Linked DNA regions of Homo sapiens: region 2 is linked to region 1. A link is a contact called in ENCODE Hi-C or POLR2A ChIA-PET data. All regions are on one chromosome and are shown on one strand. Each heading gives the region's core, a stretch centred on a gene start or an enhancer-like site at or near the end of the contact. The rest is flanking DNA. Distances are from core to core; before and after follow the strand shown. Region 1 overlaps LOC105369625 (a long non-coding RNA gene). Region 2 has its middle 16 kb from the start of VWF.

Evidence for each region. Hi-C counts contacts between places; a loop is a spot of excess contacts on that map. ChIA-PET counts read pairs that join two places held with the same protein, here RNA polymerase II (POLR2A). Pooled maps may share reads with other maps.
Region 2: a pooled map shows a loop between it and region 1 (5-fold over the local background). The contact joins two enhancer-like sites. A Hi-C loop is called at or near these places in 6 of 50 pooled maps. POLR2A ChIA-PET finds 5 or more read pairs at or near these places in 4 of 52 experiments (CD4-positive, alpha-beta T cell, Caco-2, OCI-LY7 and 1 more).

Annotation. Positions count from the first base shown.
Region 1 is chr12:6,276,662-6,280,223 of GRCh38, reverse strand. The region is part of intron 2 of LOC105369625 (a long non-coding RNA gene); the gene reads left to right. Among named protein-coding and RNA genes, the nearest start is that of PLEKHG6, 32 kb to the left of the region's middle. RefSeq lists an enhancer at 1-221 and a silencer at 1,231-1,710. Within about 2 kb of position 1,988, at least 32 of the 41 ENCODE cell types and tissues checked have a DNase peak (open chromatin) inside an H3K27ac peak, as active enhancers do.
Region 2 is chr12:6,139,430-6,142,768 of GRCh38, reverse strand. No RefSeq gene overlaps it. Among named protein-coding and RNA genes, the nearest start is that of VWF, 16 kb to the right of the region's middle. RefSeq lists an enhancer at 1-422. Within about 2 kb of position 1,573, at least 12 of the 41 ENCODE cell types and tissues checked have a DNase peak (open chromatin) inside an H3K27ac peak, as active enhancers do.

The DNA of each region.
Region 1 (3,562 bases), core at 739-3,238:
TGGGGAAAGGTGGAGTGGCAGTGGCCGGAAATGGAAAAAGGCCAGAACTTGGTGTTTGAGGACTGGGGCTGTGTGGCCTTGAGCAAATCATTTGTTTTTCCTGTTGCTGACCTGGAAAGCAGGGAAGAGTCCCTCATTCCCCACATTGCTGTGGAATTAAATGAATGTGTTGCTCAAATAACTAAGAGCTATGCAAATGATCCTTATGCCATTCCTTAAGTCTTCACTCCCTTCTCCTAGTATGGGCACAACAATAGCAGCCCCCTCCCGCCCACGGTAGGTGTATTAAATACAAAACTATGCACAAAGGCTCAGCACAATGGTAGGTGGCACCGGGTAAGTGCTGGTCACCCTCGTTAGTCCAGTCTCTGTTCAACGCCAGTGAATTTGCCACCATCTCAGGACCCAGCTCCACCGGGAAGGAGAAATGGGTAACTGTCCCAGGCAGAGGGCTGTGAGTCAGGGTGCTGGGGCCAGGCATGGATCTGCTGGGCACTCACATTCAGGACCTTAGTCCCTTGCGGATGACAGTGGAGGAGGAAGCCCCCCGATGAGGAAGGCTTTTCTGCCTGCTTCCTTCTCCCTTGCACCCCAGAGCCCCTCATCCATCCATTCATTTCGTACATTGTGGGACTATGCGGGCAAACGGGGCTTACAAGTCAGGATCGGGTGGAGAGCAAGACAGAGGAGGCCACTGCTCTCAAGGGCCTGCCGACCAGGCGCAGGATCAGGTCACTCGCCATCTCCCTGGAAGCTAAGGGCTATTTCTGGTCTCTCCTCTGCAGGCTGGGTGGGTAGTTGGGCTGTTCCAGCTTCCAGTTCCCACTTGGCCTTGGCTTGGGGTACCAGGAGAGGGCCCTGAAACTCATTTTTTAGAAGCAGAAGTGGGCGCGGGGGCAGTGGCTCATGCCTATAATCCCAGCGCTTTGGGAGCCGAGACCGAAGGATGGGCTGAGGCCAGAAGTTCCAGACCAGCCTGGACAACACCGCAATACCCGGCCTCTACAAAAAACGAAACAATTAGTCGGGTGTGGCGGCGCGCCCCTGTGGTCCCAGCTACCCAGGAGGCAGAGGCGGGAGGATCGCTTGAGCCTGGGACGTGGAGGTTGCAGTGAGCCGACATCGCGCCACTGCGCTCCAGCCTGGGCGACAGAGCGAGACCTCATTATCTACAAGAAAATGGAAAAATACTCCAATGCACCCCATATGTCCTTGGATTCCCGGGTTGCCGCCGATTGGCGCTTTCTCGCCAGAGCTCAAAGCCAGCTCGGCGCTCCGAGGAGGGCGCGGACGGGGCGGGGCGGGGCACCCCGGCTGCGCTTCCGCGCGTGGCCGCGAGGGGGCGCGGCAGGACGGGGCTGCCAGGGCGGCCGCGGGTGAGTCAGGGCGGCGCCAGGATGAGTCAGCCCTCCGTGGGCTTACCGCGCCCCCTCCGCCCCTGGCTTCCCCGCCCGGCCGCGCCCTGGCCGCCGGCTCGCCCTGACCCTCGGGGATCCCAGGCTCTGCGCCGCCCTGCGCCCTCCCGGGACTCCCCTGCCGCCAGGAGACCGCGCCTCCCGGGAACACAGGGCAGGGCGCGCGGGCCTGGGCCAGGCCGTTCCCGCGGGCCCTCCCGTCGCTCCTTTCCTGGGGCCGGGCGTGGCTTCCCTCCCAGAGCGGGTTTCGGGGCCGGCCCCGGCTCGGCCCGGATTCGAGGGACAGCTCTGCCAAGGCCCGGCCATGGGCGGCCGCCGCGGGGGAAATGTGCCCCCTGGCTAACACGTGGGGAGAAAGCCCTCTCCGTTCTTGGGTGTACCCCGGTGTTTCGGCCTCTTCTCAGAGCAAATCAGGAAAAAATAGGAACTCCTGGGTGGGTCCCCGCTTGGCAGGTTGAAGAAGGTGTCCTGACAGGATCTGGCTCAGAAGCCGAGTGTGTTAAAGCTGCAGAAAACTTGCCAAACCTGGGCCACCGGCCTCACCTTGGAGATCCCGCCCACGGACGGACGCAGGGACTCTCCAAAAGTCCCAGAACTCACAAGTCAGCTCTGCTGGGCCTCCCACTCACAAGGTGCATGCAAAGTGCCTAAAATAGTGCCTGGCGTATAGTCAGCGCTCCACTAAGATTGCATTTTACAGATACAGGTGACCCTGAGCAACAGGGCGTTCAACTGCGAGAGTACGTTTATTCGAGAATTTTCTGCTGTCTCTGGGACAGCAAGACCAACCCTCCTCTCCCTCCTCCCCCTCTTCCTCAGCTTTTATGCCTGATCTACTTCCATTTATGAATAGTAAATACACTTTCTCTTTCTTATGATTTTCCTAATAATATTTTCTCTACCTTCCTTTATTGTAAGAGTGCAATATATAATACATATAACATCAAATACGTGTTTACCTACTGTTTATGTTATCTGCAAGGCTTCTAAGTCAACAGTAGGCTATTGGTAGTTAAATTTTAGGGGAGCCAAAAGTTATACTCAGGTGTGGGAGCCTGTAGTCCCAGCTACTCAGAAGGCTGAGGTTGGGGGATTGCTTGAGTACCCGAGTCCAAGACCAGACTGGGCAAAAGCGAGAACGCTGTCATTGAAAAAAAAAATTATGTTTGACTGCTTGAGGATTGATGCCCCAATGCTTGCATGTGCTGTTCAAGGATCAACTGTATTTTATGTGTATAATTTGAGGTATATAATTATATTTATAGATGCATATTTATATAAACACATATGGATATTTATATATCTATGCCTACTAGCTGATCTTTATGTGTGCCAGGTACTGTTCCAAGTGCTCCTCAGGCATCAATGATCTCATTTGATTTCACAACCACACAAGGACATAAGGTGCTATTATTTATCTGCATATGGTAGCTGAGGAAACAGAAGCTCAGAGAAGCGAGGTAACTTTCTCAAGAGCACACAGCTAGGAAATATAGTGCAGGAGTTCCCCCGACTCCCTAACTTTAGAGGCCGTGTTCAGATATTGGTGGAGTCTGGTAACATACTTACTATCAAGGGTTCAGCCCTTCACAGTGTCTGAAGAGCAAAGTGTTAAACCCAGCCCTGGGAGGAGGAGCCGCTTTCCTTATGGAAATCTGCTGCCCTTGCTTGCTCTGCTCCTGCCACCAGAGGACCAAGCTCTCTGGTTGTTCCCAGGTGCCAAAGGGCCAGAAGAGACTCACTTGCCACTCTTTTCTCCTTGTTAGCTCTCCATATGGCCCCAGGACCTGGTCTCTGGCGCCCGCCATTCCCTTTGCTGGTTTGTTTTTTTGTTTGAGATGGAGTCTCGCTCTGTTGCCCAGGCTGGAGTGCAGTGGTGAGATCTCGGCTCACTGCAACCTCCGCCTCCCAGGTTCAAGCAATTCTCCTGCCTCAGCCTCTCCAGTAGCTGGGATTATAGACGCGCACCACCGTGCCCAGCTAATTTTTTGTATTTGTAGTAGAGATGGGGTTTCACCATGTTGGCCAGGCTGGTCTTGAACTCCTGACCTTGTGATCTGCCTGTCTTGGCCTCTCAAAGTGCTGGGATTACAGGCTTGAGCCACCGCACCCGCCCCCTTGCTGGTTTTGTAGACGACACTTGATGA
Region 2 (3,339 bases), core at 324-2,823, 140 kb after region 1:
GTGTCGATTGGTGCACTCACAAATCTTGAGCTAGACACAGGGTGCTGATTGGTGTGTTTACAATCCCTGAGCTAGATATAAAAACTCTCCACGTCCCCACCAGACTCAGGAGCCCAGCTGGCTTCACCTAGTGGATCCCGCACCTGGGGCTGCAGGTGGAGCTGCCTGCCAGTCCCGCGCTGTGCGCTCTCATTCCTCAGCTCTTGGGTGGTCGATGGGACTGGGCGCCGTGGAGCAGGGGGTGGTGCTCGTCGGGGAGGCTTGGGCCACACGGGAGCCCATGGAGTGGGTGGGAGGCTCAGGCATGGCAGGCTGCAGGTCCCGAGCCCTGCCCCGCGGGAAGGCAGCTAAGGCCCGGCGAGAAATCGAGCGCAGCGCCGGTGGGCCAGCACTGCTGGGGGACCCAGTACACCCTCCACAGCTGCTGGCCCGGGTGCTAAGTCCCTCATTGCCCGGGGCCAGCAGGGCTGGCCGGCTGCTCTGAGTGTGGGGCCCGCCAAGCCCACGCCCACCCGGAACTCCAGCTGACTCGCAAGCGCGGCACGCAGCCCTGCTTCCTGCTCGCGCCTCTCCCTCCACACCTCCCTGCAAGCTGAGGGAGCGGGCTCCAGCCTTGGCCAGCCCAGAAAGTGGCTCCCACAGTGCAGTGGGGGGCTGAAGGGCTCCTCAAATGCCGCCAAAGTGGGAGCCCAGGCAGGGGAGGTGCTGAGAGCAAGCAAGGGCTCTGAGGACTGCCAGCACGCTGTCACCTCTCAATACCTTAACTTGCAAGTAATTGAAAGTGGGTATATGTATGACTGTTGACCTGCCCCTGAGCTGGTGCTCTCAACACATTGCCTAGGGGTTAGCCCTGCTCTGCAGGAGTAGTCATAAAGTTGTCACACTGCTGCCTCCATAAAGCTGTTTTCTTCTACCACCAGCTGGCTCTTGAATTCTTTCCTGAGCAAAGCCAAGAATCTTCCAGGGCTAAGTCCCAATTTGGGAGCTTACTTGCCCTGCATCAGTGCAATCATAGCTCACTGCAGCCTGGAACTTCGGGGCTCAAGCAATCCTCCTGCCTGAGCCTCCTGAATAGCTAAGATGACAGATGTGTGCCACTACACCTGGCTAATTTTTTCTTTTTTTTGTAGACATGAGGTCTCACTTTGTTGCCTAGGCTGATCATTGTTTTTAAAATTTCTATCTTTACTGATTTTTATCTGCCTGACCTATGGATAATTGAGAAAGCCTTTTTGAAGTCAATTGTCAATTTATGTATTTTGAAGCTATTTTGTAAGATGCATATAAATTTGAGTTGCTGTAACTTTCTGCCTCTCAAATTAGAACCCCAGGTCTTGAGATAGTGATTCTGGGGTCAGGAATCCTGCTGTGCTACTACTGGGGCCAGGAATGCCACCAGATGTAATGGTCTGAGTTCTCTGTAGCTCGATAGCAGCAATAATGTGGTGTCATTGTTCCTGAGAACCAGGGAAGATGAGTCTGAAGCTGCACCATTCTTCTGACATTGTAGCGTGGGTGGGTCCTCTCTATTTTGATGATTGTGAAGGAAGTGAGCATGTTATTCTTGCACAAGATGTTTGTCTTTAGAAGAGAGGAAGTAGAGGAGGACAGCTTCCTCTCCGCTGGGGGCTACAGCTTTATGCTGGGAGCTGGTCGTCTGGCCTAAGAAATACTGCTGTGTTTATTTATTTGGCGCATACTGCCAAGAAAATTCTCTTTCCTGCAGAATTTACGTAAGAGAGATGCTACAAATATACAAAGAAAAGACAAAGATGGGTCCTCCTAGAAAACCTTTCCTCCCCTGAGGTTCTTTTGCTTTTGTACTAGTTACCTGGAGAACTTACTCCTCAGACAGGCAGAGGTCAATTTACCCATCCCCCTGCCTCTGAGCAGCCCTGCCCCATGCGCCCCCAGAGGTCACGCACCCTTCCCATTTGTACTTAATGCTGTTTACATCAGCCCAAGTTCTAATGGCTCTCATACTGTGGTCCTCAGGGATCCTTCTTCCTTGAGCCTCACAGCACTAATTGTCCTCTAACTTATTTGGCAAAGCTGCCTTGGGACACCCTCCATGAGGGCAAGGGAGCAGGTTGTGTGGCATGATATCTTGGCCTATATTAGTTTTCTATTGCTGCAGTGACAAATGACCACAAGCTTAGTGGCCTGAAACAACACAAATTTATCTTACAATTCGTAATTGTAAGAAGCTCGAATTGGATCAAAATCAAGGTGTGTTGGAAGAGCTGGATTCCTTCTGTAGGTTCTATGGGAGAACCTGTTCTTCGCCTCTATCCACTTCCAGGGGCACACATTCCTTGCCTCGTGGCCCCGCGTTGCATGACCTCTGCTCGCATCATCACATCTCCTTCCCTGATGCTGACCCTCCTGCTCCTCTTATAAAAACTCTTGTGATTATATCGGCCCAGCAGGATACTCTGGGGTAAGCCAGGATCATCTCCCCATCTCAAGACCCTTAACTTGCTCACATCTGCAAAATCCCTTTTGCCATGTAAGGTAGCATTCAGAGGTTTGAGATGGGATGTAGACATCTTTGGCTGTTCTTCTGCTACCGTAATGTGTTACGTGGTTGGCTGTATCTGCTCTTCTCTTGTCAAACCCATGGTCTCCTCCAGGCCCTCGTCTTCCCTGTCCGGGAAGGTTCCACCAACCACTAATGGATCTCCCTTTCTCCATCTGACCTCTCACAATACATGCCACTGCTGCCAGAGGGCCTCATCTGGTGTCACAGGATGAACATAAACCCCTACACTGGTTGAAGGTCCCTGAGGACTTGCCTCTTATTCCTCTCTTTGGTCTCTTTTCCTGTGAGTCTCCTTTATAGGCTGTAACAACTGGCTTATTCACCTACTTACTGATTTAGCATCTCAGAGCTTGCCTGCTTCTAAGCTTTTACTTCCTTCCTTGCAGCTGATGTGCCTTTGCCCTCATTTTCACCTGGCAAAATCCTACTCAGCAAATGGGTAATTAAACCATTGCAACCATTATAAACCATTGCAATTTTTCAGGGGGGCCATTTGGCCTTATTGTCAAAGGCCTCACTGAAAATGTGGACGGTGGCTGACCCAGTGCTCCACATGTAGGATTTCATCCTGTGGGAGTAATCCTGAGGGTTGTGCATGGATATAGCTTCAAAGATGTTCACTGCAGCATTGTTAATTAAAAAAAAAAAAAAGTAGGCCGGGAGTGGTGGCTCACGCCTGTAATCCCAGCACTTTGGGAGGCAGAGGCGGGCGGATCACGAGGTCAGGAGATTGAGGCCATCCTGGTTAACGCGGTGAAACCCTGTCTCTACTAAAAATACAAAAAATTAGCCGGGTG